Linked DNA regions of Mus musculus: region 2 is linked to region 1. The links are chromatin loops, found by intact Hi-C in ENCODE. Cell type or tissue: left cerebral cortex. All regions are shown on one strand. Links, peaks and the distances in the headings refer to the core of each region. The heading gives the core; the rest is flanking DNA. Region 1 holds the start of 5430416N02Rik (RIKEN cDNA 5430416N02 gene). Region 2 overlaps Cops4 (COP9 signalosome subunit 4).

Region 1 (11,499 bases), core at 1,826-9,825:
CATCTCATGTCACCTTAGTGCATCTTCTCATCAAGCGAACCGCATATGGGAATGCCTACCTTATCATATAATAAAACTGCTTCTTTTGTGAATATTTATTTTATGTTGCATGCAAGAGTGTTTCGCCTGTGTGAATGCTTGTGTGCAGAGAGGGCTTTAGGTCCCCTGGGACTGGAGGTACAGGTGGTTGTGAGCGGCCATGCCAGTGCTCTTCACCACTGACCTATCTCTCCAGCTGCTTTAAACATACACAGTACTTTTTAGAGGTTTCCAACTAAGATCTTCCTAGCAGGCATGGCCAGCCTGTAACCCAGATGCAACACCATGCACCTGAAAATACCTATGAGTGCAACCCAACAGTTGCAATTACACTTAAGAACGTCATATGTGGTTTTGTTTTTGATAGCCCAATTATGTTGCTCTCATGCATCAACTTTGAAGGTGACCATGTTATGCCTCAACTTCAAAGTCAGTCTTATTTTTGAGTAAAGTAGGTTCTATGGACAGGAAGAGTAATGAAAGGCCACCAGACAGGCAGTATCAGGCTCTTAATGTGTCGGCCAGTCCTGGGTCATCAGCCTGACTAAGCCAAGCGGCTGGGCACAAATGAGGTGTTCTTAACTGGATCCCTGGAGGTGGGAAGGGCACACCTTCTGGTGACAAATCCATGGAAGTTTTCACTTTCCACCAACTTGCCCACACCTCTTGCTGGAATCAGAAGTTCTTGCAGATTCCAATGTTTCTCTACCATATCAGAACTCATGGACTTCCTGACCAGCTTCCTGGCCTCTCATTGTTGAGCTAGCTGGACCAAAGCCGTGATAGTAAATCTGCCTTTGATATATACATGTCTATATGTGTGTATCCATTTATCCTTTCAGTTCTGTACCTTTAAAGAACCCAGACTGATAACAGTATTCTACAGAGTATTGTGGGACAATGGGCTATGCACAGACAGCCTGGTCTCCAGTCAAGCTGAGGTCTTGAACCCCAGTGGTACCTGATGCGTGGTAATTTCCACCTACATGGGATGGTAGGCGTTAGATCATGTCTCCTGGACCCCTAGAGCTCCTGTCGAAGTTACTGCCCCCACAAGAGAGGCATGTGGCTAACAGTGATGAAGACAATGTCCCAAGCTTCTGGCCTTCTGGCTAGACTCCTCCAATTACCTAGCAAAAGCAAGATAAGCAGCCCACCATAAGAGGGGCTGTTTAGCCCCTCCTTGCTCTCTTAAGCTTTCACCTTTCTTACTCTCTAGCTCCTTCTTTCTTTCCCTTCCCACCTCTCTAAGCTTTTACCTCTCTCTCTCTCTCTCTCTCTCTCTCTCTCCTCTCTCTCAGCCTTCACCTTTCTTACTAACTCTCTTTCCCTTCCCCCTTCTCTCTTCTTGGCCATGGTCAGTGTCTGTCTCTGTCTCTCTCTCTCGGAGACTGAGAACCTGGTACCAGGTTCTTGTCCACTCCCTGCCGTGTGGGGTCAGCGGCTTCACAAAGCCAGATGCCAACCCAGAGCCACATGGAGAGTGACCAGCAATCCTCCCACGTCTGACTGCCCAGAGCACCGGAACTCTGGCAGGACAGATTCTCTCCCACTCCCCTCTTTCCCACACACCCACGTCCCGCAGAGTATCAGCATTCTGACTTCCTGATAGTCAATCCTGCTCATGAAGAGAAGCCAATGCCCACAAAGGGGCAAAGAAGCACCACCAAGGGGACAAGTACTGTGTAAATCTATGCTTATCACACTCTGCAACCAAGCTTTGGGAGGAGATGTAAACATACTTCAGTAATGTTAAGTATTTGACCACAGTCCCACTCCAAAAAGTACTAGGCATGGGGATACCTAATTTTATTATAGTTCCACCAGCTGTTTCAATTACCTCCATAATTAAGTAGAAATGTTCCAGGAAAACAACCAACACATCCTGACTACAAACACTTTAAATGCCCCAGGAACTTTCCACATACATAAACTATATGCAAACATAGGCAAGAAAAAAATCGAGTACCTCAAGAAAGATGTGTGAATTGGAGGCCTGCCTGGTCTACATAGTGAGGTCCAGGACAGCCAGGAATATGCAGACTGCCTTGAAAAGCCAAAGTTGGGGTTGGGAGAACACCCCACTAGGCTGGAGAGCTAGCTCAATAGTTCTGAGAACTAGCTGCCCCGAGCAGCCACATGGCTCACAGCCCTGCTGACTCAGTTCCAGAGGACCTAAGTCCCTCTTCTGGGCATGAATTGGGTGCAGACACACATCGGCATTAACACCCATACACAGAAACAGTTTTTAAGAAGGAACCACTTACTTGGACATGCATGCTCTTATACTCAGTCCTGGATTCAAATACTGAATCCAAATCATAAATGTGAAATGGACACTTTAAAGAAGCCAGCTGATAGTCAACCTCCAAGATACTAGCTATGAGGCAAAGGATGGAATCTTTAAAACAGGAACCTTGTGAATGAGTTACAGTAGGGCACATCATTAACGGTGCTGAGAGAACTAGCAAAGAATCTGATAATAGTCAGATGCTCAAGAGGCACAGCGCTAACCCTACAGTAGAGTTGACTGTTCTGCCCACAGGGCCACTGTGAGAAACAACTGTGGAAAATAAAAGCTCAAACTACAGCAAAATGCCTGGCATCTCTGAAACTCAGAGGGATTTGCTGTAGAGACTGTGTACTGGCTAGCTTTGTGTCAACTTGACACAGCTGGAGTTATCACAGAGAAAGGAGCTTCAGTTGAGGAAATGCCCCCATGAGATCCAGCTGTAAGGCATTTTCTCAATCAGTGATCAAGGGGGAAGGACCCCTTGTGGGTGGAACCATCTCTGGACTGGTAGTCTTGGCTGGTAGTCTTAGTCAGAGAGCAGGCTGAGCAAGCCAGGGGAAGCCAGCCAGTAAGGAACATCCCTCTATAGCTTTCTGCATCAGCTCCTGCTTTCTGACCTGCTTGAGTTCCAGTCCTGACTTCCTTGGTGATGAACAGCAATGCGGAAGTGTAAGCTGAATAAACCCTTCCCTTCCCAACTTACTTCTTGGTCATGTTTGTGCAGGAATAGAAACCCTAAGACAGAAATTGGTACCGGAAGTGGGGTATTCCTATGACAACCTGACCATGTTTTGGGGAGGACTGTGGAAGGACTTTGGAACTTTGGGCCAGAAGATCCATTCGCTGTTAAGAGCTCTGTGAGATGTTGTGTAGGAGCTTGGAAGATAATGTTGAGAACATTGCAGAAAAATGGAGGCCTGGCTTGTGAAACTTCAGAGGTAAAATTAAAGACTTTTTTCAGGGCCACTGCTATTTTGGATTGTGAAGGTTCTGTGGTTCTGAAGAATCAGCTGTGATTAACAAGATACAAGAACTACTAAAGTTAAACCTTTGCATTACTGGAACTATTGATGCTGGTTAACTGGAGCTAAGAAATTAGCGGTGATTAAGAAGAGACCAGCATCACTGAGGTGAAATCTTCTGGGAAGGGTTTTCTGAGAGCACAGAGGCTGTGTTCCAGAGATAGCCAAGGTTGTACCTTGTGCTGTGGCTGGACTTGGTAATATGTAAGAGTCACCCAGGTGGTACTGGTTTTGAAGGCATGAAGGGGTCACGCAGAGCACCTAAGGCTCGGCACTGTGAGAGGCCATGGAAGGCCATTGGTGAAGGTGCAGCCTCAGTTGCAATTGATGGCCCAGGACTGAAGGGGTCATGCAAAGGGGTTGAGGCTTGGCACCATAAAGAGAGCCTATGAGAGGCTATTGGTGAAGGAGCTTCAGTTGAGGAAATGCCTCCATGAGATCCAGCTGTAAAGCATTTTCTCAATCAGTGATCAAGGGGGAGAGGCCCCTTGTGGGTGGGACCATCTCTGGGCTGGTAGTCTTGGTTCTATAAGAGAGCAGGCTGAGCAAGCCAGTGAGTAATATCCCTCCATGGTCTCTGCATCAGCTCCTGCTTTCTGACCTGCTTGAGTTCCAGTCCTGACTTCCTTTGGTGATGAACAGCAATGTGGAAAAGTGTAAGCCGAATAAACCCTTTCCTTCCCAACTTGCTTCTTGGTCATGATGTTTGTCCAGGAATAGAAACCCTGACTAAGACAGACTGCTTAAGAGTTAAGAGGACTGGGGTCCGATTCATAGCACACACATGGCAGCTTCACTCTCCAACTGCAGTGGCAGGGGATCTGATGCCCCCTTACAGCCTTCTCAGGCACCATGTATGCACACGGTGCAGACAAAACACCCACACACACAAAGGCCTGTCGTTAAGACAGGAGGCCTGGGTTGGAGAAACTTCCAAGTCGTCCTCTGACCTCCACACCAACAAGGACACAATGATTGTCTAAATAAAAGTTCTCTGCCACCCCGAAAATAGGTAATTAAGATTTCACCAAAGCCTTTAGGATTCCAGTCTTTACTTCATAATCTTTCCCAGACTGTATCACTCAGAATATTTAATATATACAAAACAAATGACTCTACCTTTCCTGTATTTCGTAATCATCTTCCAACGTCACGCATCTCTTCCAGGCATCACCGAGAACACAATTCCTGAAAAAAGATTGTATTTTAAATCGTGTGCCAGGGGCTGAGGCCTGTGGCTGCCGCATCTCCTTTAGGAAAGCTTGCATATCCTCATTAGTTCCTCAATAATCACAACGGCTCAGTATGTGAACAGCAGTGAAGAGTTTAATCATCGGATATGCAGCCACTAGCGGAAACAGCAAAGAGCTCAGAGCACTCCATGCCCACCAAGTTCTCTAATGTCTCTTAACGTTGCTGTTTTAGTTAAAGGTCTATGACATTTAAGTAAATGCCTTTTGCAGTCCCCCATCTGTCAGTATTACAATGTATCACATTACCAGAATTCAGAGCAGTATAGCCACAGGGCTTGTCAGAGGGACTCTCAGGACCCCTGCATCTCTCCTAGGAGACCCTCAGCAGCAGGCACCCAATTAAACAGGCATCTCACTGAGATGCTCCCAGGCTTTCTCCTCAGCTGCAGCACCCCCTTTTGTGAGAATCTCAGCAGATTATGTTTCTGAAACCACTTAGCCCGTGTGGTGGTCTGACATGGCCCCTCATGTATTCGCATGATCTGTCCCCAGGTGAGCTGTCCGGGAAGGATTAGGAGGTGTGGCCTTGTTGGAAACCAAAAGCCCATGCAGTGAGTCTTGCTCTCTGCTGGCAAAGCAGGATGTGAAGCAACGGTGCCAGCACCATGCCTTCCTGCCTGGCTGTCCCAGCATATAGGACTGACCCGTACAACGGTAAGCCAGCCCCAGCACAACGGACCAACCCCTACAACTGTAAGCCAGCCCCAGCATGATGGCTTCCTGTAAGAGTTGCTGTACTCATGCTGTGTCTTCACAGCCTAGGATTCCTGCTTCTCCGGTAGTGTCGTGGCACTTAGTACCTCATGTTCTTTTACTATGTTAACAATGTTGGAAAACCAAAGTATTCTTCGGGTACTATTCACTTCACAAAATTTTCTCCAATCATAACCTTGATACTTTTTGAAAATTTTTATTTTTCGGCATAGCTGTTTTACCTGTGCGTTTCTTTGTGTAGCACTGACTGGCTGTCCAAGAACTCACTCACTCTGTAGAGCAGGCTGGCAAGTGCTCTGCCCTTTAATCTGCTGCCTCTGCAGGGATTAAAGGCACACACTGCCACCGCTGCTGGCAATAAGGATGACCTCTTACCATTATTCTGTAGGAGAAAAGCCAGCCACAAAAATCCTATGTACTAAAGAAAAAACTCCGATGCACTAGTCTATTATCCCATCTATGTGAATCATACAGAACAGGCAATCTACAGGTACAGGTGCTCCTAGGGACTGGGGGACAAAGGGACAGCTAATGTGAATGGAGTTTCTTTGGAGAAGAGATAGGGTGCAGCTGGTAAAGCCTAGTGTTCCCAGAGCCCTAAGGTTCAACCTTCAGCACATTAACTGGGCTTGGCAGGAACACACACCACTGGGGAGGTGGAGGCAAGATGATCAATAGAACAGTCATGCCAAGCTACACAGCAAGTCTAATCTAGCCCGGGTTACATGAGACCTGTCTAAAAAAACAAAATGAATGTTTTTACAGGGTGGGGTTAGACCTCTACTCTAAAACTGGCCTGAACCTTTACTCCCAGCTTCATGGGAGACCCATTCAGAAAGATCACCCCCAGGTTGAAAACGGACTCTAGGAGACAAGCCCAGCTCAGTAAGATAAAATTGTATCTGTTCTAAAGGCAAGCGTAGGTTGGTGATGCAGTGACTGAAATCATGCACAAATCCTGGGCTTGAGTCCCAGCACTGCAAGATAAAAACCCCGATGTGCTGAGAGCTGATTACATGAGACCAGACTGAACTTCACTTAACTCACTGCCAATTGTGAAAAACCTCACCTAAGGATAAACACACAGCCTTGTATTCTTGACAGTCAAGCAAACACTTGTACCATAGCACCCGATTCCCCAGAAGTTCATGGGCTGCGTTTTATTTAAAAAAATAAAAATAAAAGGAAAAACCCAGCAAAATGTTGATTTCATCCAAATAAGATAAAAGCATATATAATGGAAAAACATGAATAAATTAATTCCTTGATGACTTCAATTCTCAGTAAAATAGGAGGTAAAAAAAACTTGTTGGAATTGAATTTTGTATCATTTGAAGGATACAAAGAAGTCAAAGGTTTTAATCACTGGGCTCCAATAAAATCGCCTAGTCCTGAAAGCTATCCACCCTCGATGCCCTATTCCCAAACTCAAACAAAGTTCTGTGGGCCCTAAGTTTCCGTACCCGTGCAGTTCCCATCGCACTGGAGACAGCAAGGGCCCGAGAGACCTCACCTTCTTTCATTAGCCACCTCCCATCTTCAGAAAAAGCGTTCTCTCATGAGGACAGCGGAGCAGTCCCACTCAAGCTGCTGTGCATCACATCCACAGCGCCAGGTCACATCGAGAGCTCCTGTGCCCCCTCGCCATCCGTGACCTACAAAAGAGACGAGATGAGGCCTGAGATCGCTCTTTTGTCCCGCCTGCTACACAACATTCGGCGGACATCACGACCTGTTCCTACCCATTTGGCGCCATTCTCCAATCAGTCCTTCCCGGCGCGCGCCACCATCGCCAGGGTCAGGCAGGCGTCAGCTCGGTTTCCACCTCTCTACTCCCCATGGCCATGCTCGCCCAAAGCGCGATGGCGCCGGATTGCGCGGGAGCTGGCGTAGACATGATGCCAGAGCGTTAACAAAAGGAGGACCGAATGGAAGCGAGAACGTGCCCACGGAGGCCCTTAAAGGCGCCAGGCCTCTCCGATTGGCTGCTTCGACATAGCATGGTATGTGATTGGCTACATGTCCAAAGCCCGCCCTTCCGGTCAAGCCGCCCAGTCCTCATGCGGAACAGAGTTTACCGCGACTCGAGCTCTCGCGGGAGCCCAGAAAAGGGACTTCGACAGAGTAGGATAGCCGGAAGTTGCTGTCCAGGGGACCGCAGCCTTGGGGACTGCTAGTGGAGTGTCTCGACCTGTCCTCCGGCTGTGTGGGCGATCGCAGCCGCCGAGCCCAGGCACTGCTATGGGACTGCAAAGGTGGGGCGGCGGCACATCGGCTAGCGTCGCCAGACATGTGCAACCGGACCTGGCTGGTGCTCCGCATTTGCCTTCCGGCTTGAGGGACGTTACTCAGAATGCTTTCTTTTTGCCGTTTATTGGGCGTCTGACTTGGTGAGCACCAGTCATCTCAGCCTTTCTGAGGTGTTGGTGAGAGTCAGTCATACCATGCTGAAGGCATACTGAGGAGAAAAGTAGGCGAAATCAATCCCTACTTAAACACTAGCTCCCAAGGAGAACCTTTTTGGTTGGTTTGTGGGGTGCTCTCTTCCTTTTATATCAGCCTGACCCGAGAAAACACGTGTAGTTCAAGCTGGCCTCACACTTGGGATCTTGGTGCATCAGCCTTCGCAGACCCAGCCCTGCACTACGCGTGAGACGTGGTCGCATTTTCTTACAATGTCAAGGGTTTGTTGAATAACAATAAATTCACACGTGATTCGAGTACCATCCTAAGTGCCAAACGTTAGCTTTTCCTTCTTGAATCAGTTTTCATTCGCCACCCCCAACCCCCTGAAAATCCCAAGCTTCTCCGTACTAGTCGGGAGATGTGTGTTAGACCAGAGCTGTGTGCTGCTTTGGATGAATATCGTTCTTGGCTCTTCCTAAAGATAGCACAAGATAATTTGGCTCTGGACCTGCAACTTCTAGACCTTTGTTTGGCTCTCCATCTGAACTCACCTGAGCTCTTCATTTCTTGTGATTGTCAATGAAATAATTCAGATGAGGCACACAAGAGAGCACTGTTGAAGATAAATGGGCTTTAGTACTGGAAAGTGAAGGAACCCAAAGGAGAGAGAAACAATGGCCAAAAAGACTGTTGGCATAAAAGCCTGCTCACAAGGAGCAAGAATGGGGCTGGAGAGATGGCTCAGCGGTTAAGAGCACCAACTGTTCTTCCAGAGCTCCTGAGTTTAATTCCCAGCAACCACATGGTGGCTCACAACCATCTATAATGGGATCTGATGTCCTCTTGTGTGTATGAAGAGAGCAGTGGTGTACTCATACACATAAATTAAAAACAAGGGGCAAAAATAGACACAGGCCAAGGAGATTCATGGTGCCAGCCTATATCCTTAGAAAGGGTTTAAAACTCAAATGTCTCTAGAACAAACAGTTGGTTTGGTTTTGATGGGTTGTTGTGTGTGTGTGTGTGTTTTGTGGGTTTTTTGTTTCTCCTCAGGTGACTGACAGGCCCACTTGGAGTAGCTTTGGGAAGGGGGAGGTGCATTGTGTTGACACCAGGCATAGTTGTGCACACCTTTAATCCCAGCACTCAGGAGAAAAAGGCAGGGGGGCCTCTGTTGTGTTCAAAGCCAGCCTGATCTACACACTTCCAGGATCCTGTGTGCTGGCTTGTTTTATGGCACCTTGACACGAGATAGCCATCAGAAGAAGGGATGATGCAACTCAGAAAATGCCTGCAGAAGATCTGGCTGGGGGGGGGGGGGCATGTAAGGCGTTTTCTTAATTAGTGACTGACTGGAGAGGGCCCAGTCTATTGTGGGTGGGGATCTCTCTGGGCTGGTGATGCTGGGTTCTATAAAAAACAAAACAGACTGAACAAGCCATGGAAAGCAAGCCCGTAAGCAGCACCCTTCCATGGCCTCTGCATCAGCACCTTCTTTGAGTTCCTGTCCTAACTTCCTTCAGTGATAGACTTTACTGTGAATGTGTGAGCCAAATAAATGCTTTCCTCCTCAACGTGCTTTTGGCTATGGTGTTTCATCACAGTAATGATAACCTTAACACACTGTCTCAAAAAAAATAAAATAAAAGACAGGACAGTGGTTATCTGTGTGCTTTACCACAAAACCTCCAGTAGGTACAGGTCTTATGATAGTTTGAGCAGTTTGGAACTGCCTCTCCTCGAAGGGCACCAAAAGCCCATTCCTTAGACCGTTCATTAGAGCCCTGCAATTTCAGTCAATGGTTTTGCATTTTGCTAATGGAGAGGAAGGGGTCCATTCTCAGACACCTCCAAGCCTATGAATTTTCCAACTAGCTACCAAACATGTACTTAGATTTTATAGGTGAAGACATAAATGTTATAGAGCTCAGATGACAGCTAAGAAGTAAAGAAGCAACATGGGAAATGGCTCAGCGGCTCTCTAAAGGATCCCCAGAACTTACCCAGAAAGCTTGGCAGATGGCAGCCACCTGTAACCCCAGCACAGAGAGGACGACAGGAGATTCCCCAGGACAAGTTGGCTAACTAGATTGGCAAACTCTGAGTTCACTAAAAGACTGCAGAAAGTGTACAATAGTCAAGGGGTCTCTACACAGGAGCAGTCACACATGCATGGGCCCTCACCCACACATGTACACATTCCTGACCATCTCAGTCTGCTTGATGAAAAAACTGCCTCTCAGATGTTATCCTCTGACTTAGCACATATGAACCATAGAACACATGGGCGCGCGCGCGCGCACACACACACACACACACACACACACACACACACACACTAAATAGATGTCATTTTGAAAAATATATCCCATAAGCTTTGGCATCTTTACCTCTTAAAGACTGAAATGAGTATCCTGTGATGGAGAAATGTGTGCCATCAGTCACGTCATCGAGCTGCTAAAGACCTAGATACCAGTTTCTTGAATGTCAGAGCTAAAACTAGTTTATCATCCCTTAAGCCATCATTCAGAGAAGGGCACAGTAGCACACCACGAAAGTCCAGCACTCAGAAGGTGGAGGCAGGAGCTCAAAGTCATCTCTAACTACACAGTAAGGTTGAGACCAGTGTAGACTTCATGAAACTTTGTCTCTGAAAAAAACAAATCATTCAGAATTTAAAACTTTTGCCAAGAAATACTAGTTATCCTTCTTGGAATACAGTTCAAGTTTGGTAATGTCAATTTGCTAAAGTGACTATCAATGTGTTCGCTGTAGACCTTCAGTATGTTAGCATTTTTATGAGTGTTCACTCAACTAATACTTTTTAAAGTTCACTTTTCTTTGTACATGAGACTATTAGTTATGGGCTGAAGGGATGGCTCGGCAGTTTAAGAGCACTGACTACTTTCCCAGAGGTCCTGAGTTCAAATTCCAGCAACCACAAGGTGGCTTACAACCATGTGTAATGGGGTCTGGTACCCTCTTCTGGTGTGTCTGAAGAGAGCAATGGTGGTATACTCATATGCATAAAATAAACAAATCTTAAAAAAGAATATTAATTATACACTAGGATGAAGTTTATGACAAATTAACAAAAACATTTGAGGACCCCAAAATGTACGGTTGATTGGAACAGATACCTAAGGGGTTCTTATTTGCAGTGTTTTCTCTTCAATAATATGAAATCTAATTCTCTTCAGTGTAGGCCCATGGCTACAACCTTTAGTTGTGTATTATGGATTGTGGTTGCGTGATCACATTAGTATCATGTTTGAGAGACACACTGTCTTCTGCTGCTGTGTGCTGGTACAAACATTTTATTACATGTTACACATGCCTATTAACAGCACATAGTCTCTCCTTATCAGAAAGTTCACATTTTCTTGGCTTATTTTATAACTTCTTCAATCTCAGTGGATGGGTTTATATGTCTGACCTATTCATATGATAAACTCATTGGTATCACTTGCTTGGAATATGAGTTTTCCAAAAGGGAGGAAAAAACTGTCCGGTGATGTTGTGAAGTTGATTTCTTAAGACAGAAATGTGAGCAGATCTTTTAACATGTTTCTCAAAACTTACGTTTTTGAGACAGGATATCATTATTAGCATTGGCCAGCCTAGACCTTGCTGTGTAGACAAGGCTGCCTCTGCCTCCTGAGTATTGGGAGTCCAGGTGTGTGTACATCTAAACGTGTTTAACAGCACATAAAGCATCCTTGTATCACTCTTCCACAATCTCACACATACTCAGTGTCAGGCCCTTTTAAAA
Region 2 (11,499 bases), core at 2,219-10,218, 110 kb after region 1:
CTGAGGGCAGACCTCTCTTTTAGAAAGGGTGTTGTTAAGACAAAGATCTAAGGTGCCAATGTATTCATAGCCTTTTCTAAGGAAGACTAAGAATACCAGTGTAGGTAGAGTGAACATCAGAAAGACAGAAAGAAGTCAGTCCTAGGGATTGGTCCAGTCCCTGAGTCTTGAAGCCGTTGTGAGGTCTTCGCTTCAAAGAGAAATGAGAGTGCCAGGCAAGGTGGTGCATGCCTTTAATCCCAGCACTCAGAGGGCAGAGGCTGGCAGGTCGCTGTGAGATTGCAGCCAGCCTGGTCAACAGAGAATAACAGGCTAGCCAGTGCTACATACTTTAGACCCTGTCTCCCTGAGCCATTATGTGATTTTGAGCAGAGATGTGACATGGCGTGATGATGTGCTTTAAAGAACCACTGAGTACCGGGTGGGGACTCAGGTGCTGGCAGCACTGAACGGTAGGCATGGGCTGCACCACCACAGGCTGGGGAGCTCCTCAGAGACTCAGTCTGCAGAGTTCCCAACGGACCACAGGAAACGAAACGGCTGAGTCCTGAGGTTTTGGCCAGAGCACTTGGAAACATGGAGTTGCCCTGCCTTGTGGGGAATAGATTTTGAGGGTTATGAAGTGTACATTTGGGATTGTGATAAGCGTACCTGGTAGTGAGCAGAGTGTTTTGTCTGGAGGAAGTAGAGCAGTTTGGGCTACAAGGAGACATTTGGGAGCCTTTGCCTACTAGACCGGATCGACCCCTTTCCAGGGGAGGAGAGGATGCAGACGGAGAAGAGGAGTGCATGCTGAGGCCTGGGGCGTTGTGGTCTTAGGAGGTAAATGGTAAAGGCAGTTGTAGCAAGTGGGAAGGATTGTCCATTGAGGTAAGATTGCCAGAATAGGGTGTGCTCCTCCTCAGTACCCATATGATCAGACCTGTGCTGAGGAGTGGGTAAGCGTTGGCTGGTTAGCATTCACCAGGTGTGGAGGCAGGGCGATTTGACAAGAGCTATCGTGGTGAGCTGGTGAAGGCTGCAGCTGACTGGAAAGAGTGAATGGAGACAGCTCTTTGGAGTTTTCATAACATCAAAAAGCAAAGAACCATACAGAGACAGTAATTAGTGTAAGATAGAAACCACAGCAAAAGTTAGATGTTTTATAATCCATTGGAAAGCAAACATTTTAATAATTGGTTTTATAATCCATTGGAAAGCAGACATTTTAATAATTGACACTGGGTATAGTGGTGGTTGCCTTTAGTCCAAGCACTCGGAAGGCAGAGATGGGCAGGTCTCTTGAGTTTGAGGCTAGCTTGATCTACAAAGCGAGCTCCAGATAGCCAGAGTGACATAGTGGGACCTTGTCTCAGAAAAAAAAAGACAGGACAAAACACTGATATTGAGGAATTGGTAACAGATTCTCACGGGAGTGTATGAACAGATGGGAATCCATAGCGGCGGGGCATTTAGACTGGCGTGGCCTTTGTCTAGGGGCTGTCCTGTGTGTAAGGTTAGCAGCCTGGCTCTTCTTTCCCAGGACAGCAGCACTGCTGTGCCTTGTAACAGTCAGAAATGCCAGATGCTCCCTCGTAGAGGGATGACTAGAGCTCAGGACAGGCTGTGCGAGCACAGGACAGGCTGTGTGTCAGTGACAGTGGGGTTGGTGCAAGTCTGCCTTGACAGCTTCTCTCAGTGAACAGAGCCCGCACAGCAGTGACAGGGCTGGGCTGTGACACTGAGAGGACACAGGAGTGTAATGGAGGAGAGGAGTCCTTAAGAGATTAGTCATTGTCACTTTTAAAGTAATGAAAGGATTCCCTGATTAAAAAAAAAAAAAACTGGAAAATTAAAGAAGTTTAGCATGATAGGACAGTTCATATGAATTTGAGTTGTGAATGGGAAACATAAACTGCTGATAATAACTGAGCTAAGCAAACAGTTTGAATTCATAGAAATCTGTGCCATGACCTGCCCCTCTCTCACAAAACATAAAACAAGTAAGACTGAACTTCACAGTGGGAGCCAGGAGAATTCTAAGGATTTTTAAATTTTTTTGCTTTGTTCATTATTTGTTGTTGTTGTTTGTTGCTTGTTTTTCTTGTCACAAGGCTTTACTGTTTTGGCTGTCAAATAGAAAAGATTACTTTTTTTTGAGGATTAATCATGAATTACGAGTTTGGAATTATTGAGGCCTCCAGTTCTTCACTCCTGGAGTAAAATATTGCCTGTGGAGGAGGAAAGAGACTGAAAACTGTCTTTAATTCACCACAGCCCTGTACACTCTCCACAACCCTAACTGAGATTATGTTTTGTTTATGTAAAAATACATTTTACTTGATGGCAGAAATACATTTTAATGATGTTTAATATACTATTGTATTCCATGTTGTATGTTTTTGACATAGTCTCACTACTTGGCTGGCCTAGAACTTAGTATGTAGATGAGGCTGGCCTAGAACTTAGTATGTAGATGAGGCTGGCCTAGAACTTAGTATGTAGATGAGGCTGGCCTCAAACTCACAAGAGATCTGCCTGCCTCTGCTTGCAGAGTGCTGGTCTGAAAGATGTGTATCCCCATGCCTAGCCATAGCCCACTTTTTTACTTGAAAGAAAATACATGTTGTCTGTAAGCAGCTAGTAAGGACCATAGCTGTATACTTTCTACCTTTTTACACACCATAGCTTCGCTCATATAAATACTATAGCAGTGATTTTCATTTTTTCCTAACATAAATAATAATTTTACAAATTAATTTCTTTGTAATTAGTACGTGAGCACATTCCTTATTGTGTCTAGTAGGATTAAAAGCATACACATTAAAGAATCCAAAAGCATAATTGCAGAGTTAATTGCCAGATTGGTCTCTGGGCAGGCTGAGCCTGGATGCAGTTCCACTATAGTGTCCGGTAAGCCTGAAACTTGGCACTTGTGTCTATTTCATTTGTTTGCTTGCTTGTTTGTCCTAGACAGTACAACGTAGATTATAAGCTGGAGACTTACCTGAAGATTGCAAGGCTATACCTGGAGGATGACGATCCCGTCCAGGCCGAGGCTTACATAAACCGAGCGTCCTTACTTCAGAACGAATCCACAAATGAACAGTTACAGATACACTATAAGGTAACAAGTGACCTAATCGCAACACCTGTGATGAATGTTCATATGTTTCAGAAACTCTCTTCACCTCTTGTCTTTGACCCTCCAGTTTCCCTAATTGGAGCATTTTCCCCCTATAGGTTTGCTATGCGCGTGTCCTTGATTACAGAAGGAAATTCATTGAGGCCGCCCAGAGGTACAATGAGCTCTCTTACAAGACAATAGTCCATGAAAGTGAGAGACTAGAGGCCTTAAAGCATGCACTGCACTGCACCATCTTAGCATCGGCAGGTAAGCATGATTTCAGCCTCAGTGAAACGAGTTGTCTCTGCTGATAACGTTAGGTAGCAACCACTGGATTACTTAGCAAGCAACACTTCTAGGGGTGCCTCAGTACAATTAAAGTAAGTTTAAACATGAAACAACCAGGAATAAAATGATTTATTCTAAAAACTTAAGTGAATGTATCAGCTTGTTACCTACACATTAAGAATAGTTAAAAGAGGTAAGTTTATTTTTACAGAAAGAGAAATGGTTCTTAAAGGAGAACTACAGAGGAGGAAACAAGCCCAATTGATCCCCAGCACCCACCCACGTGCTGGAAGGAGAGAAGAGACTCCTGAAAGATGTGTCACCCCCACAGATGTGTCAGCATGGGGGACTCTTTCACATACACAAAAGAAACCAAAAGGTTTAAAGTATTCTGCTTTCAGGGTTTTTTAAACCTTTAAGCTTAAGTTTCAGACTAGCATTCATTCTTTTCCTCAATACATAGGAAGTTTTTACTAAATTGTAGCATAGACGCACATAGCTTTTAAATAGAAAAGGCTGTGGTGAAGGAATGTTCATCCCAAACCATGGCTTTTTAAAAAGATTTATTTATTTAAAAAAAATTTTTAAAGTTTATTTGTTATTATAAATAAGAACACTGTCAGATCTCATTACGGGTGTTTGTGAGCTACCATGTGGTTGCTGGGATTTGAACTCAGGACCTTCGGAAGAACAGTCAGTGCTCTTACCCACTGAGCCATCTCTCCAGCCCCCACCATAGCTTTTCTAAATCATTCTGAAGTCCCAGATCTGTAGTCAGCTGAGAGCTCATGACATGTTTAGTTCTTACACTTAACAACCCTCTTCTGCTCCCTCTATTTTTTTTCTTTTTCCTTTTTTTTGGGGGGGGGGCACAGGGTCTTTTTATTGAGTCTTGGCTGTCCTGGAACTCCATGTATGGATCAGGCTGTCCTCCAGTTTACAGAGATTTGCCTGCCTCCGCCTCCAGAGTGCTGGGATTAAGGCTTAAACCACCACTTACATTTTTTCGTAGCTAAGTGCCAGCTGTTGTCACATCTGACAGATTCACTTTGATTTTCTGTTGTTTTACTTGATCATCCAGGCAGATCCAACCTGTGGCCCAGAAACTGTATGCAGCCAAGGATGGCTATAACTGATGTCCAGGGTGAAACTACAAACACTCCTAAAATAAGAGGGGTTGGTTTGTTTGTTTGTTTTGTTTTGTTTTTGTAACTCAGCTACATGGTTCTCCAGTGTGAACATTGTAGTTGTTAAGATTATTTCAGTGTCAAAAGGTTGGACACACCTGGATGCACAGGGGTTATTTATAGGGATGAGTTTATGGATAAATTAAACTCCTAAGTCCAAAGAATATATACTTTTAATATTTGGATAGAAAGTGAACATTGCTGTAATGTTACATCACTCCAAACAAAGATGTGCTTGATGTAGACCATGGTGACCTGGAACACAGATTCTCCTGCCAGCCTCTGCCTCCCAAATTGTTCTGCTTTTTGATGCTCACATCTTCCCAGTATGACTTGGATATAGTCCCAGCAGTGTTTCAATATTTCTCTGTATTCTAACATAAAAAAAAATAACCTTTCTATGCATTAGGAATATCATAGATTCCCAGCACTGGAAAACAAAACAAAACAAATGCTAAAAATGATGTCTTAAGATCGAGTTTATAAATATTTTTTATCTTTTAATAGAATACTTTCTTAGGATTTTTTTTTTTTAAGTTTTTATGTGTTTGTTTGTTCATTTAATGAGTATGAGTGTTTTGGCTACATGTATGCCTGTGTACCACATGTGTGCTTGGTGCCTACAGAGGCTCCTGGAACTGGAGTACATAGACTTTTGTGAGTTGCAATGTAGGTGCTGAGACTATAATCGGGGTACTCTGGAAGAGCAGCTCTTAATCACTGCCTGTCTCTCCAGCCCCTTAGTTAGTATTTCTACTGCTGTGATAAAACAGCAGGACTAAAAGCAGCCTGGGGAGAAAAGGGGTGTGTTGTTTATACACCCTGGCTCTTAGTCCATTGAGAGAAGCCAAGGCAGGAACCTAGAGAGCAAGAACTAACGCAGAGGCCGTGGGAGAAAGCCTCTCGCTGTCGTGCTCCCCATGGCTCACTCCACTTGCTTTCTCACACCATCCACAACCACCAGCCCAGGGTGGCCCCACCCACAGTGAGCTCAGCCCTCCTACAGTCGTTACTGTCAAGGAAAATGCCCCCACAGGCTCGCTCGCAGGACAGTCTAGTAAAGACATTTTCTCAGTTGAGGTTCCCTTTTTCTAAATGACTCCAGCTGTATCTGTTGGCATAAAACTAGCCGGGACAAATACCAGGATTTAGACCCTGGATGTTCCCACGGCTACTAGGTGTAGGTGTCCTGGTGACAGAAGACAGCGGTTGCTGACAGCATTGTTTCCACTCACTCGGTATTAGTCACCAGGTGTTTAAAGGCTCTAAATGTATACATTGAGTCAGTATTGTTTCTTAGCAGAGAAATACTGGTTTTGTTCTGTTTCTGAGACACAGTCTTTCTGTTCAGTTTGACTGGCCTACAGCTTGCTGTGTAGTTCAGACTGGTGGAAGTCATGCTTCAGCCTTCCTGGTTCTGGGATCACAGAAGTGTATTCCATGCTGGGCATATATATTTTTTATTAACTAAATAATGTACTATTATATATACAAGAAGAAAATAGAAATCACCTAGGCTTACAACCTCCTGGACCATTTTGACCTCTACCCTGGTCCATTATGTGAACATTCAGTTATTCTCATGTATCTACAGATTTTTTGTTAGTGAACATATCTAGTGATTAAAATTTATTTTGAACTAACCCAAACTCTCAGGTTTTTCATCATTTCCAGATATGTGCAGACTAAGTAGCAAAATGAGTTACCCAATCTCTGTCTCCAGGTGAGAGTGGGCTCAGAGTGCCCTGCCTCTCTACAGCCCAGCTTTCAACCTGTAAGCAAGCGGGCTTTTGTGGGCTTCGCAGGGGCTCCTCCCCATAGTTTTATGCCCTTTTTGATGAGTTTGATGTTAAAATGGTTCCCTGATGGACTGCTAGATGCTGTCTAGTGCTCTGTGTGTGTGTGCACGCATGTGTTTAGGTGTGGGTGCTAGTGGGAACTAGGGGTAGACAAAGTGTATATATAGTCTTGGCTGACTCTCACTGACCTCAAATTACAGGCCTGCACCACTGTGCCCTCTAGTGTTCATAAGTATAGACAGTCTGATGTGGAGGTTTTGTGTGACAAAATAGTATCCTGTAAGCTCTAATTTGACAGCATTGCAGTGTTAGCTATGAGTTCAAAGCTAATGAATTAACCCTATATGTTAAGTAAGGGTGTAAACAGAAGCACGTGAAACAAAGTTGCAGTTTGATTAAAGTTGACAAAAAATGGACTAGGGGCTTAGAAGAACCTAGTTCTGTATCTCCAATAGAAGTAGCAGCTCAGCATTAACTGTGGTACAATCAATAACTTTCTAGAACATACTAAATAAATGTATTAATGGGGATTGTATGTATTTTAGTAAGCAAAAATGGGATCATAGAATGTGATTCTTTTTGTCACTGAAGAAACACTTAGAACATTTGACCCTCTGTGTTTCCCTAGGACAGCAGCGCTCTCGGATGCTGGCTACTCTTTTTAAGGATGAAAGGTGCCAGCAACTAGCTGCATATGGGATCCTAGAGAAGATGTACCTAGACAGAATCATCAGAGGGAACCAGCTTCAAGAATTTGCTGCTATGCTGATGCCACACCAAAAAGCAACGACAGCTGATGGTAATGATCATGTCTGACGTGTGTGTGACAGGGGTATCTAGGTATAGATTAGTAGAAAATATGTTACATTAGTATTTTCAAGTAATACTTCTGATTAATAAAAAGAGGACTATTGACCAATAATGAGTATTAAACACTGACATAGGTTTGTGGTATAATCTGAAATAATCCCTATTGGAAAGCAGTTTATGAAATACAGCATTTTTTTCTTCTTTTTTTAAAAAAAAATCTTATTTGTTTTTTGAAACTTGTGAAAACTGAAAAATTATAGCTTGTACCTATGACACCTGAATTTTAAAAAGCTTAAGCCATTGGTAAATAAAACTAAATAACAGATTATATTAGAGCATAATTATTCATCCCTAATTAAGAGTAAAATTTAGCTCAGTAGCTTGCCCAAGGACCCTTGGGGTAAAATGGTCCAAATAGGAATAGGTTTCCTTTCATATTTTTTGGTTAAATGATGTGATTGCTTAAATCAGAATGTCTTTGCCAGGAAAATGTCCTTTTAATATTTTCTAATTCATAATAGTGACTATTTTATGTATTTTTGTCTAAGATGTTTTAAAGTCCCTTGCTAACATGACCATGATACTAAACATAGAGGTGTGGACACACTGAACCATGCATGGAGCAGCATCAGCATGCAAGCCAACTAGGCTTGCTGCCCAGGTCACTGTCACTCTGTACCAGAGAGCAATTAGTTGTGAGGACTCATTTGTACTGGGCTGGCTGAAAGGTCTTAACTTTAAGGATTTTTATTTATGTGCATAAGTGTGTGTCAGTGTGAATATGTGCTGAGTGTGTGGAGGTGTCCTGCAAGGCCAGAAGACATCAGCCAGTGCTGTGTGCTGTGTGCTGTGTGCTGTGTGCTGTGTGCTGTGAGCTGTGAGCTGTGAGCTGTGAGCTGTGAGCTGGGTGCTGTGAGCTTGTGTGCTGTGTGCTGTGTGCTGTGAGCTGTGAGCTGGGTGCTGTGAGCTTGTGTGCTGTGTGCTGTGAGCTGTGAGCTGTGTGCTGTGAGCTGTGAGCTGTGAGCTGTGAGCTGGGTGCTGTGAGCTTGTGTGCTGTGTGCTGTGTGCTGTGAGCTGTGAGCTGGGTGCTGTGAGCTTGTGTGCTGTGAGCTGGGTGCTGTGAGCTTGTGTGCTGTGTGCTGTGTGCTGTGAGCTGTGAGCTGGGTGCTGTGAGCTTGTGTGCTGTGTGCTGTGAGCTGTGAGCTGTGTGCTGTGAGCTGTGAGCTGTGAGCTGTGAGCTGGGTGCTGTGAGCTTGTGTGCTGTGTGCTGTGAGCTGTGAGCTGTGAGCTGGGTGCTGTGAGCTTGTGTGCTGTGAGCTGGGTGCTGTGAGCTTGTGTGATGTGAGCTGTGAGCTGGGTGCTGTGAGCTGGGTGCTGTGAGCTTGTGTGCTGTGAGCTGGGTGTTGTGAGCTTGTGTGCTGTGAGCTGTGAGCTGGGTGCTCTGAGCTGTGAGCTGTGCTGAGGCCCCAGTGTGCCTGCTCGGAACCAAACTCAGGTCCTCTGCAAGAGCAGCCCTCGAGTGGAATGTGCTGAGTTGTGTCTCTAGGCCAAGGTTTTCTTTTTCATAGACTTTTCTTAAGCACCTCAGGAAAATTTTCTCTGTGGTTGTAGGATTACTAATGGTTCTTCTGAGCAGTTAGTTTTTGTCCTAGTTAAACATAGTGTGAATTGATAAATTGATTCTCTTATTTTTCTTGACTTCTAGAAAAATTAAATTTGTAACCCAACTCTGAGTAGTATGTATGGGCTTTAGTTGAAGCTAATCCTCCTGCTTTGTTTTGTTTTAACTTGAGAATTTTAATTCTCTGTATAGTCTAAGCAGCCATGACTTTAAAAAAAAAAAAAAAAAAAAAAAAAAAAGTCTGATGTACAAATTAATTAAAAGCTAGGTTGAAAGTTGATCTTTCAGATTGACTTTGAGCTTCTAGTCATGGGAAGAAAGTAGAAAACTGCCCCATGGGTTCTTGAAGAGAAGGACGCAGGTCTGTGTGGGGCGAAAGGCTGCTTGTCTGCTGCCCTCATCTGACCCAGCCCTGAGCTGCAATCTGTTCTTTTGTTAGATCACAATCTCATTTTTAAAAAAATAATTTAATGTATGTGAGTACACTGTCACTGCCTTCAGACACACCAGAAGAGGGCATCAGATCCTATTTCAGATGGTTGTGAGCCACCATGTGGTTGATGGGAATTGAACTCAAGACCTCTGGAAGAACAGTAATTGCCCTTTACCGCTGAGCTATCTCTCTAGCCTCCTGACTTAGCAATTTTAAGACATGGTGTCTGGTTTATTTTTAAATTTAAAGTATGTTCATTGGTTTTCATTCTGTCTCCAGTCATGTAGCATTACTGCCGATACATCTCTTGCCCTATAGATTTGCCTGTTGTGGACATTTCACGTTAATGGAATCATGATGCTGTTGTTATGGCCTGTCACAATTGGCTTCTCTCACTTAGTGCCATAGCTCATCCGTGTGATTAATACTCATTGCCAAATAACATTCTAGTATGTGGATGCACGTTCATGGACAGGAAAATTGTTCCCACGTGGGGGCTGTTGATATTGCTGCTGTAAGGCTTTGTGTTGAAGTTGTTACATTGTGTGTCACTGTGTGCATGTGTACAGTCTTTCCCTTTCCCACATCTGCCCCTTCTTCCTTTTCTTTTGTGCTTGAGGTTGGTTTTGTGGCCTCTAATGCAGACATTCTACTATTGGACCAGTCTACATCCCCATCCTTGACTAAATCATTTTTTATCTTCCTTTCTTCTTCTGTCTTCTTTCTTCCTTCCTTCCTTCCTTCCTTCCTTCCTTCCTTCCTTCCTTCCTTCCTTCCTTCCTTCCTTCCTTCCTTCCTTCCTTCCTTCCTTTCCTCCTCCTCTTCCTCCTTCTTCTTCCTTCTCCTTTCTCCTCCTCCTCCTTCTTCCTTCTCCTTTCTCCTCCTCCTCCTTCTTCCTCTTCCTCCTCCTTCTTCCTCCTCTTTTTTCCTCCTCTTCCTCTTCCTCCTCCTCCTCCTCCTCCTTCTTCTTTCTTCTTCTTCATTGTGGAGGAGTGGTGAGCAGTTATAAGAAAGGGTTTTGTAGAATACTTCCTTGAAGGTCTCTAAACATCCCTGTTACAGCAACTGCTCTGTAGTTGTATGTTAAACACAGTCATCACAAAAAAACCTAGGAGAGGCCAGCAGTTCAGGCTTTGTAAGGGGCTAGATTCCCTAATTTACAGGAGGATTCTGTTTCTGAACTCCTGAGAAAGGGTAGCTGACCCTACCTCTGGGATATGCCCCCATGTTTGCCTCACAGTAAGGTGACCAAAAGAATGAGCTAAGGGGCTCATGAGTAAGTGTGTACTGCTCTAGTGCAGAGGACTCAATCCCTCTGTCCCTTAGCAGTTGCTCACCAGCATCATTGTGTGCGTTACCTCCTTGACATAACCTCACAGAAGCAGCTAAAGTCTGGATGGATCGTGGCTTACAGTGTGAGAATATAGAGCACCATGGTGTGCACAGCATGAGGACAGGTGTGTGGGGTGGCAGGACACACGGCAGTGGAGGCGCTCCCTGGCTTTCTCCTTTTCAGTCTAGGACCTCAGCCCAGGGAATGGCGTGCCACATTCAGGGTAGCCCTTCGCTCTTAAATTAAGCCTGTCTGGGAACACCCTCACAGACACACCCAGAGGTGTTTCCATGGTGATTGACTATTGGAGATTACCTATCGCATTAGTTTTCTAAATACTGTATTTTATTTCATTGTATATAAACTATAATTGTAAATATACTCTGATATATTAGTGCTTGCCTTTAACCTTAGCACTTGGAAGGCAGAGGCAAGCAGATCTTAGTTTAAAGCTATCCTGGTCTACAGAGTGAGTTCCAGGACAGCCAGGGCTACACAGAGAAACCCTGTCTGGAATAACAGTAATAGTATCAAATGTAAGTTTTAGTGACATGTTGATTAGAAGTATAAAACTGATTACTACATGGCTAGAAATAAAAATAAAGGTATATCTTTTAAAAGTATAAAACTAGTTTCAAACATTTAATGAGTTTATTTATGTTTATTTAAGGTTCCAGCATCTTGGACAGAGCTGTTATTGAGCATAATTTGTTGTCAGCAAGCAAATTATATAACAATATCACCTTTGAAGAACTTGGAGCTCTTTTAGAGATCCCTGCAGCTAAGGTATTTTTCTTAATTCACTACTTTATATCAGGGAAATTGAAACCCCAGACTATTAAAGTAATGGAGAGATACCTACGAGATAATGTTCGTGAGCACAACAAAAGCTACATGTTTCTAAGCCTCAGGGGAAACGGGA

Evidence for each region. Hi-C counts contacts between places; a loop is a spot of excess contacts. Peaks named below come from ENCODE experiments on the same cell type or tissue, not always from the same donor. Only the 100,000 strongest peaks of a DNase experiment are listed, where the experiment ranks them.
Region 2: a loop joins it to region 1, with 2.6 times the contacts of the local background. A loop is called at or near these places in 2 of 42 quality-filtered maps.

Annotation. Positions count from the first base shown.
Region 1 is chr5:100,422,263-100,433,761 of GRCm38, forward strand. 5430416N02Rik (RIKEN cDNA 5430416N02 gene) reads right to left here and starts at 7,273. Exons shown (of 5, transcript NR_034038.1): 1 at 7,064-7,273; 2 at 6,835-6,976; 3 at 4,474-4,542. In left cerebral cortex, for the core only: no CTCF peak of the experiment used is centred there; DNase peaks (open chromatin) are centred at 6,292 and 7,329; H3K4me3 peaks cover 3,602 bases; H3K27ac peaks cover 1,680 bases.
Region 2 is chr5:100,530,290-100,541,788 of GRCm38, forward strand. Cops4 (COP9 signalosome subunit 4) reads left to right here. Exons shown (of 10, transcript NM_012001.2): 5 at 2,953-3,106; 6 at 3,223-3,373; 7 at 7,009-7,179; 8 at 11,248-11,363. Among named protein-coding and RNA genes, the nearest start is that of Cops4, 18 kb to the left of the region's middle. In left cerebral cortex, for the core only: a CTCF peak has its summit at 6,608 (motif pointing left); DNase peaks (open chromatin) are centred at 3,687, 5,606, 5,744 and 6,583.